Regions from separate parts of the Homo sapiens genome. Here region 1 is linked to region 2. A link is a loop called in an ENCODE intact Hi-C map of the cell type or tissue named here. Cell type or tissue: heart right ventricle. All regions are shown on one strand. Links, peaks and the distances in the headings refer to the core of each region. The heading gives the core; the rest is flanking DNA. Region 1 overlaps LOC107986841 (a long non-coding RNA gene). Region 2 holds the start of LOC101928211 (a long non-coding RNA gene).

Evidence for each region. A loop is a pair of places that touch in the nucleus more often than their neighbours do. Peaks named below come from ENCODE experiments on the same cell type or tissue, not always from the same donor. Only the 100,000 strongest peaks of a DNase experiment are listed, where the experiment ranks them.
Region 1: a loop joins it to region 2, with 4 times the contacts of the local background. A loop is called at or near these places in 1 of 110 quality-filtered maps.

The regions. Positions count from the first base shown.
Region 1 is chr7:124,293,018-124,297,426 of GRCh38, forward strand. The region is part of intron 1 of LOC107986841 (a long non-coding RNA gene); the gene reads left to right. Among named protein-coding and RNA genes, the nearest start is that of SSU72L6, 180 kb to the right of the region's middle. In heart right ventricle, for the core only: no CTCF peak of the experiment used is centred there; no DNase peak of the experiment used is centred there.
Region 2 is chr7:124,350,526-124,354,934 of GRCh38, forward strand. It overlaps LOC107986841 (a long non-coding RNA gene), which reads left to right. Exons shown (of 4, transcript XR_002956584.2): 3 at 2,291-2,326; 4 at 2,626-2,890. It overlaps LOC101928211 (a long non-coding RNA gene), which reads right to left and starts at 1,571. Exons shown (of 4, transcript NR_110180.1): 1 at 1,326-1,571. In heart right ventricle, for the core only: no CTCF peak of the experiment used is centred there; a DNase peak (open chromatin) is centred at 1,630.

The DNA of each region.
Region 1 (4,409 bases), core at 272-4,271, 57 kb before region 2:
AGAGCAGACAGCAGTCATACAAACAAGTTATATAAAAACAATAAAAATAAATAAAAACTTATAGTACTTGGGGAAAACTATCATTTTGAGACCAAACATCCCATTCTCCTCTATTCTTTTATTGGCCTTGTTACCAGCATGTGCACTTAGGTCCTCAAGACTGAGGTAACCTTTGTTTTTCTCATAAAATATAAGAGACAAATAACTTATATTTCAAGTTGACATTATTTCCCTGTAGAAAACCACATTTTTACTTAATCTCTAAATTTTGAATGTGGATTGCTATAATCACCATATTTGGTGTTTTAGAATCAAGACACGTATAGAATAACCCTAGGGAAGCTTTATGAAGCCTTTTAGATTTCAAGGCAAACAGCATTTCAAAGACAAGTCTACCTTTCTGGGGTTAAAACAACTTTTTAATATAAATGGGCATGATCTGGAAAAGGGAACAGTGTGTTGTCAACATCAAAAGAATGTGGCATTGCCTTTCCAAGATGATGCCCATTTAAAGTCATTTCTTAAAGCAGGTCCCATTTATAATGAGGTTAAAAATAGTTAGTATGTTGTTATGTGGGTTTTGCTGCATAGATTGGGCATAATCAGAAATTCTAATCATAAGAGTCCAAAAGAACATTATAATTGTGGAAAAGGGAGGTCTACCATGTGTCAAAGTCTCAGAAGGGAAGTGGAGGTTTATCATATCAGTGGTGAGACAGGTGATAGATGAATGGGGTGGTTTAGTGTCACTGCAGTGAATTTAGTGAGAAAATGAAAGACAACCTTTGGGGGGTGGTCTAAAAAAGAGTTGCGAATTTATGAACTAAAATCTATGTTATAATGGGATTGATCTCAGGAATCTTACTCTTACTTGTGTTATAGCCACAGCCTCATAGATGAGTCCAGTCAGTATTTTAATAAAAACCTTTCAAGCCAATTGGATGTGCATTACCTCCATGAACTTCTGCACAGCTGCAAGCATTCCAAATTTCAGGTTTATGCCTGTGTGTTCCATGAAGGTAAAGATCTCATTACACATTAAGTTTTTCTTTCTGTTGATAGAAATATTTGCAAAATAACACGTGAACAAAATTAGATTTGTTTTCTTTATTCTCGAACCTACATACCTCCATCTGTACTTAATTATGTGTTGTAAATGTTCAGAGTCAGTCATGGTAAAGAGCAAAAGCCCCAAGGAGAAGACTAAGAAGCCTCTTTTTGCTGCCACCTTTTCTTGTCCCAGGTATTTAAAAACCACAGATTTGTAAGGTGAACATATTGGATTAGCAAGAGATACATTTGAAGGTCTGTCTTGTTCTAGCATTCCATGAAATAAGAAAGGGACTATGACTCTATTTTATACCTTTAATGAAAAATAAGATCAAATATATAAAATAACATTAGCAACCAAACACCAAATCATAAACATGTCAAAACATTAGCATATAATATAAAGTAGTAAGTAGATTTACTGATTTTTGTTATATTTATGTCATCATGCATGTATATTCTATATCTACATATCTGATGTAAAAATTACACTGTGTCTCTGCCTGCACTGAAAATATTTTATTAGATACACATTAGGATGGTTATTGTAAAAAAAGAAGAAAAAAGTGTTGGTGAGGATGGGGAGAAATTGGAACCCTTGCGCACTGCTGGGAGTAATATAAAATGGCACAGCCACTGTGGAAAATGGATTGGCAATTCATAAAAAAGTGGTATATAGAATTACCACATGATCTAGCAATTCTACGTCTCGGTGTATACTCAAAATAAATACAGGCAGAGATTCAAACAGATATTTGTAGACCAAGGTTCATAGGAGCATTATTCACAATAACCGAAATGTGGAAGCAACCCAAATGTTCATTGAGAGATGAATGAAAAAACAAAATGTAATGTATATGCAGTGGAACAAAATGTGATGTATATACAATATTCAGTCTTTAAAAGTAAGTAAATTATGACAGATGCTACAACATGGGTGAACCCTGAAGACATCCTAAGTAAAATAAGCCAGTCACAAAAGGACATTTACTATAATACTTCAGTTATATCAGGTACCTAGAGTAATCAAATTCATAGAGACAGAATGCAGAATGTAGAATGCTTGAGGGAAGGGGAAGGAAGGGAAAACTAGTGTTTAATGGGTACAGAGTTTTCACGGGGGAAGATAAAAAAGTTACAAAGTGGTAATGGTTGCACAACAATGTAAACATACTTCTTGCCATAGAACTGTGCACTTAAATGATTAAAATAGTATATATTATGTTATGTATACTTTACCACAATAAAATATTCTATTAACATAAAAAATAATTAATATAGAAGTTCCAATTATACTTTGGAAACTGAGTCACTTTAGTTGGCTTCCTTTTCTGACTAGATTTTTAGGCAATTTACATTTCTACTTTTTCATTATAATGGAAGCCATTGCCAGAAAGTAAGAGAAATAGATGCTGAATAAGCAAAAGTAGCAAATGCTGTCTATACCATAGCTCCAAAGCAGGATGTAGGCTTGAGGTAGTTGCAAAAGCTAAAAAACCAAGTCAGGAGGAGAGTTCTGGCAATCAGAAGCAGAGGGACCATGGATTTTACAGAAGGATCAAGAGGGCTTTTGTGAATAATGTGTTTTACTTTTAGATTCTCTTTCTGCATCCGTAAAATGGGAGACTCATCGGATACTATTTACAGTTTTTGAATCAGTTTGAATCACCATACAACCCCCATTAATTCAGTTCAGCATTTTGATTCTCCCTCTAGATTGCAAGATCCTTTGAATATAATTGATGCTATTTTTATTCCTAAATTCCTTGTCATTTATGGTAATAATCTATTAATAATGAATAAATGAAGGCAAACTCTGTAACACAGTGCTCATCTTATCAGAATGTGCAGTTCAGGGAAATATTGATTTGCTTATCAGCCAAACAACTGACATATCTTAATTGATAAGTTGAAATATCCAATTCGGGAAAAGTATTCAAAGATTTTGTTAATCTACAAGTGCAGAATAAAATACCAATTTTGGTGAATTGAACCTGCCACAAAATAACAATCCATAGAGAAAGATAAGATAATAAAAGCATAATAACAGTCAACATTTTATTTAGCATTTACTAAGTGCCAGACTCTGTATTAAATACTTTTTATGAATTCTCTTATTTAAATTTCACAATGAATTTTAAGATATGTATTTTTATTTTAAAGGTGAAAGAACCCAAAGATATAAAGTTAAATGATTTCCCCAAGACCAAAGTAACTATTAGATTAATAGTTTAAACCCAGAGAATTGAATCCATGACCTACGGGGTTTTAAAACCAATGTACATTTCTTAAGTGGGGTGGCATGAGAAGAAGACCAGGAAGTTCTGACTTTGTGTAAGCATTGGGCCACTCTGCACATGTAACTTCTTAACTCAAAGATTTGTGCTAACTCTGCAATGACTGTTGGTGAGATCCTTATTAGTGGTCACAGATTTCACAGCTTTTTTTTTTCTGTTTTCTGTTTTAAGGAGTGAACATTTTAATGGTTTTCAGCAGTGAAATAGCCATTTAAGGTTTATTAAGAGCATCTGTAAGCCGGAGGCTTTTTGTGGAATGCTATGGGAACAGATACATATTTAAAATAAAAGTGACATGCCTATTTCTGTAAAAGAGGAGCTAAAATATTTCTGTAGGAAAAAGATCTGGTTTTTAAAACAGATAGTTAAAAGTACCTTTTTCAATAAAATAAAACGATTTAACTTTTTAAGTACATGATTTATTCATGCCAAAAAATTAAGTATATATGAGTTCTCATTTTAAGTGCTCATGTGAAAATATTTCTCCTTGCAATGCATGCTTTACAGGTGTTCCTGTAACATGGGGCCAGCCTTATATGTAGCTTTTCAATATGCTAGACATATGCGATACGTATAATACCGCTGACCAGGTGTACACTCATTGGTAATTACTGTCCAGCCTATTTAGCTCTTTTGGTTTTAGTGTACTACTAATGAGATCTAGCTCATCACTTCATTCCTCCAAATCACGTAGCTCTAAACAAACAAAGCATAGCTGCATAGAGCCATCCTCCATACCTTTAACCCAATTTAACTCTTGTCCATATGTGTTATGTTGATTTGGGCAAGAGAATCTCTGTTTGGAAACAAAAGAAACTAAATAAAACAAAGAAGAATCACCACCCCCACTCTCACCAGGCAACTCAAAATATAGGCCCTGACTTACCAATACTATTTTTACCTTATTTCTGCATTATTTGATGAAGCCATCAGTTTAATCATTATGTTCTATTTCTGAAGTTGTTTCATTGAAGAATAACAGACATGTAGAAAAAGAAAACACTGTGAATATACATCTCAATAATTCATCATGAAGAAAGTATTCTCATTTAACTGTCTCCA
Region 2 (4,409 bases), core at 116-4,115:
ATTCAACAGCTCACCTCTGATGGATGCAGAGACCCTTAACTGAGCCAAAGGGACAATTTTTCCCCCTGCAATAGGTGGCTCTACTGTTGTGGGTGGGAAACATGTACAATAAATTATTTCTGCTAAAGAAAGGGTGTTGAAATCTAAAGCCCAATTTGATATCTTGATGCCTTCTAAATTTTGCAAGCCCATATTCAACTGTCATTGCAGTTGTTATTACCTTAGTATACAATATAAGTGATGACATGTAACCCTTTATGAATTAACAGTGTATGCAAATACTAGGAGCTTCAATTTTTTTCTCCTGAGTGTTTGTTATTCAAATAAAATAATCTTGAGGGCTTATAGGTATAAGTAGATATAGAAATAATCTATTTTTAACTATTTCTAACTAATTATTTTACAGATAAATAGAGTGAGGCCTATGGTTAAAAAGCAAATGAATAGGCCGGGCACGGTGGCTCACGCCTGTAATCCCAGCACTTTGGGAGGCTGAGGCGGGTGGATCACGAGGTCAGGAGATTGAGACCATCCTGGCTAACATGGTGAAACCCCATCTCTACTAAAAAACAAAAAATTAGCCAGGCATGGTGGCGAGTGCCTGTAGTCCCAGCTACTGGGGAGGCTGAGGCAGGAGAATGGCGTGAACCTGGGAGGTGGAGCTTGCAGTGAGCCGAGATCGTGCCACTGCACTCCAGCCTGGGCCACAGAGCAAGACTCCGTCTCAAAAAAAAAAAAAAAAAAAAAAAAGCAAATGAATAATAAAGGCAGAACTTACACTCTTGTTCTTGAACTTTTTACTGATGGTCTTTCTCCTATTATACACTGATTCCCTTTCTGGAAATAAAAGTACCTTTTAGCCTCAAGTTTTTCCAATATTATTAACTTAGGAATAAAAGGCTTTATTTAATCTCCAAAGTCTATGGCATTTTAGCAAAACATCCTAACAATATTTCAGCTTGACTACTTGAAAATATAATTCATTATTTTGAAGATGGTAAAGCATAGTTATTATAAATGATTCCTCATGAATATTTGTGACTTCAACAGCAATTTCTTGCATATATATACATATACACACACACCCCTACACACACACACACACACACACACACACCCCTACAAACACATCTTTCAGGAATGCCATCCCTTACATAAAGATGCATATAAATGTGGGTATGCATACACATACACACATATATCTACACACTCACAGACACACATCTTTCAGGATGGCCATGACTTATGTGAAGATGGAGTCCTAACATTTAATATTTTTTAAAACTATTAGGAATTGTGCTCATTGAGAGAAATCCAATACTTACAATGCTAAATCTTCAAGCTATTGAGGAAATAGCTGGAAAAATTGGAAAAGAGATTTGTTTCTTTCTGTTCCTTTTCAAGGGCAGAATGAAAACTGAGGTGTGAAGTTTACAGCTGTGTTTCGGTTCCATAATGAAAGGTCTTGGAATCACAGGTTGATGTAATTTTAATAGTGCATATCATTCCCATCACTTTGGGTACTTTGGGAGGTGTTTCCTACCGTCTGGGTCTGTTCGCATGTTCACGCAGCCTGCCATCTGAGAAGGAATTTTCCCTGGCGGCCATGACCTAATTTCAAGGTTCTGGCAGCTGAATGCAGGCGACTGACAGCCAAGGTTTTCCTACTTAGCATATTAATCACCTCCATTTTTAGCATGCAGCCATGATAAGAGGAAGCCAGTGATGGATTCACCAGCTTTTCTGAAAATCAGGCTGATAGAACACCCTATGCACCTCTGTAGACCTCAGACTTTCCACACATACGTTTTTTGCGGGCATATCTGAGTTTCCAGTTTCTGGCTCTTGTTCAGACTTGAACATATGCTATATACAGTGAAAAGTGGTTGGATTCTAGAAGGTGTCGAAGTTTACTAGCTCAGATAAAGATCGGCCTGTTGCTTTTTTGTTGATTACCTTTTCTTCCCCTTTAATTCCCTTTTATACTTGTTCCTGTAATCTAAGGAAGAACATTTCATTTTTCTATAGAAGGAGATGCTTATGCAGAGCCAAATGAACCATTGCCCTGTTCTATTTTCTGATGATATGCATTTTTAGTGACATAAGAAGAGAAAATCTTATTGATTTAGCATTCAATAAGAGTAAAATGATAAAATATTCAAATAAATATTTCAGTGTTTGAAAATGGTATAGAATCTATTGTTTGGAAAAATCTTTGGGCTTATCTGAAATAACTTTCTATTTTATTTCTTTAAAAACTTGACAAACGTTTACTTCTTTTGCATTACAGGTCATAGGAAATGAAACAGACTGCTGTTTTCATGAGGTAATATTGTTCCTCATCTCATTAGCTTTCTTTGTTTGGATGGCATGAATTTTGACCAAAACACGTTTTTTTTTCCCAAGTAGTTGTAAGCTGCTAACACTATCAAAAAGGAAATTTAATAATAAATATATTGGTATTTTTATTTATCACATTGAAGTTTTCATTTTTCTTTGAGATTTTAGCTAAACGTCAGTGATAAATATGATGAAAAAACAAATGATGGTTCAGAAAAATCATGTCATTTTATTTTCCTGTGTATGTCTTAGTTTCTTTTTTGACTGTGTGATTGTTTTTCTTAGAAGCATTTACAGAGGGAAATAAGGACACTCACCAAATAGGGCTAATTTGAAGAAGGACACAGCTGACTTAGTAGGAAGAAGGCAGAAGAATTATCTCCTGGTAATCAAGACTCTGAAAATAAGACTTAAGATAAAAGACTGGATACATGCAAGAACAGAGTTCTTAAAGATCACCAGCTGAAGATTGTGATTTTTCATTCTTCTATGCCCTAAGACAGCCATATTTTACCATTTGAAACATAAATAAAAATGACTTCCAGGCTTATTTGATTACAGACTGAATTGCTCTATCATAGGATGACAAGCAATGACAGATAGGTTCCCCATAAAGAAAAGTCTGTGAGACTCCATATTTCCTGTAAAAGATGATATGAGGAAACCGGGCAGATTTTTCTTTCATTCATACTCTTTTATATGGGGGCAATAGTACTGTCAATCTCTATTATATCATTAGGTTACCTGGAAGGTCTTATGTTTGGCAGTGGAATGTAAGTTTTAGGGTAATTTTTCTGAGTGGCAACCCAAGGCCAATGTAGTAAATTTTGAAAGATCAATTAAATTACAGAAAAGGCTTGCATAACATAAATGTGTTCTGCCCACTTGTCAACATGGGTAAAGATATTAATATTGTAACAAGTGCAATGACAGAATTTCATTTTCAGACTCCAGACTTCTTAACAGTAGCAGTGGCAAGGCATCAAACCAGTGAGTTTTGCTTCTTTAATAGTTTCTATAAAACTTGACAGCCTTTCTGTACATTGCAAATACTCTAAAACCACATTGACTTTATACATTAGCTAAACTGCCTAGGAACTTTTTCTAGATACAACTAATTCCTGAAGGTGAAGAAGACAGTGTGAGTATTGCAAGATCATGGATGCAGTTCTTCGAGGTAAAGGCTGTTTTACTCACATTTGTGATGTCCTGTTTGTCACATAAAAGAAAGTCAATAGATGCTTCACTGATTGAATGTATAAAGCTGTGAGCTATGAAATTTCTCTGAAGAAAAAGGTGAAAAGTCTGAATTCTTCTTGTGCACCTCAAGTGATAGTCATTGTTAAGTAAACCTAAGTGGCATGAAAGTGTAGGGTCAAGGATGATAAAAGGGACATTTTAAAATTATATTTAAACAGGAGGTGCCATGGCATAATATTTTCAGTTTAGAATCAAAAAAGAAAATGACTTTTTCTGCCAAAGACAAAAGTGTAAATCTGTTTCCTTCTCCACCATATGCCACAAATAAAAAAAAAAAAAAATCACAGATGTCAAAGAGAACACAGGCTGGAGGAAGCCATCCAGCTACAAGGACCAGTAAATAGTCAAAACCCATTCCTAGCTCAACAGTAAAGCAAAATCCAATATTTAATAAGCATAGCAGAGAGGAGGAGAGTTGTAAGATATGTACTTAAATTTTACCTGCATGCACATATGTCTTCAGACCTTCAGATTTGCTCTCACTCCTGGATCCAAAGTTCTGTTCTCTACATAATTTTTGTATTGTTCTAATTTTTCCTTTAGAACTTATGTCAAGCATCATGCATTCTTCCCTGATTTTTTTTTTTTTTGGAGCAATCTTCTCAACTCCTCCCAACAGCATATTACATATGCCTCTCTTTCTCCATTTGCTTTTACTCCAGTTAGAATTTGGGAGCCCAACAGGATTATATCTTGTTTGTAATAGCTGCTCTAGCTCCTAGCACACCATTTGACACATAAAGGTAATAAACAAATATTTATTAAGTAGTTGTTAATTAAATCCAAAACTTGGTAACAAAAACACATTA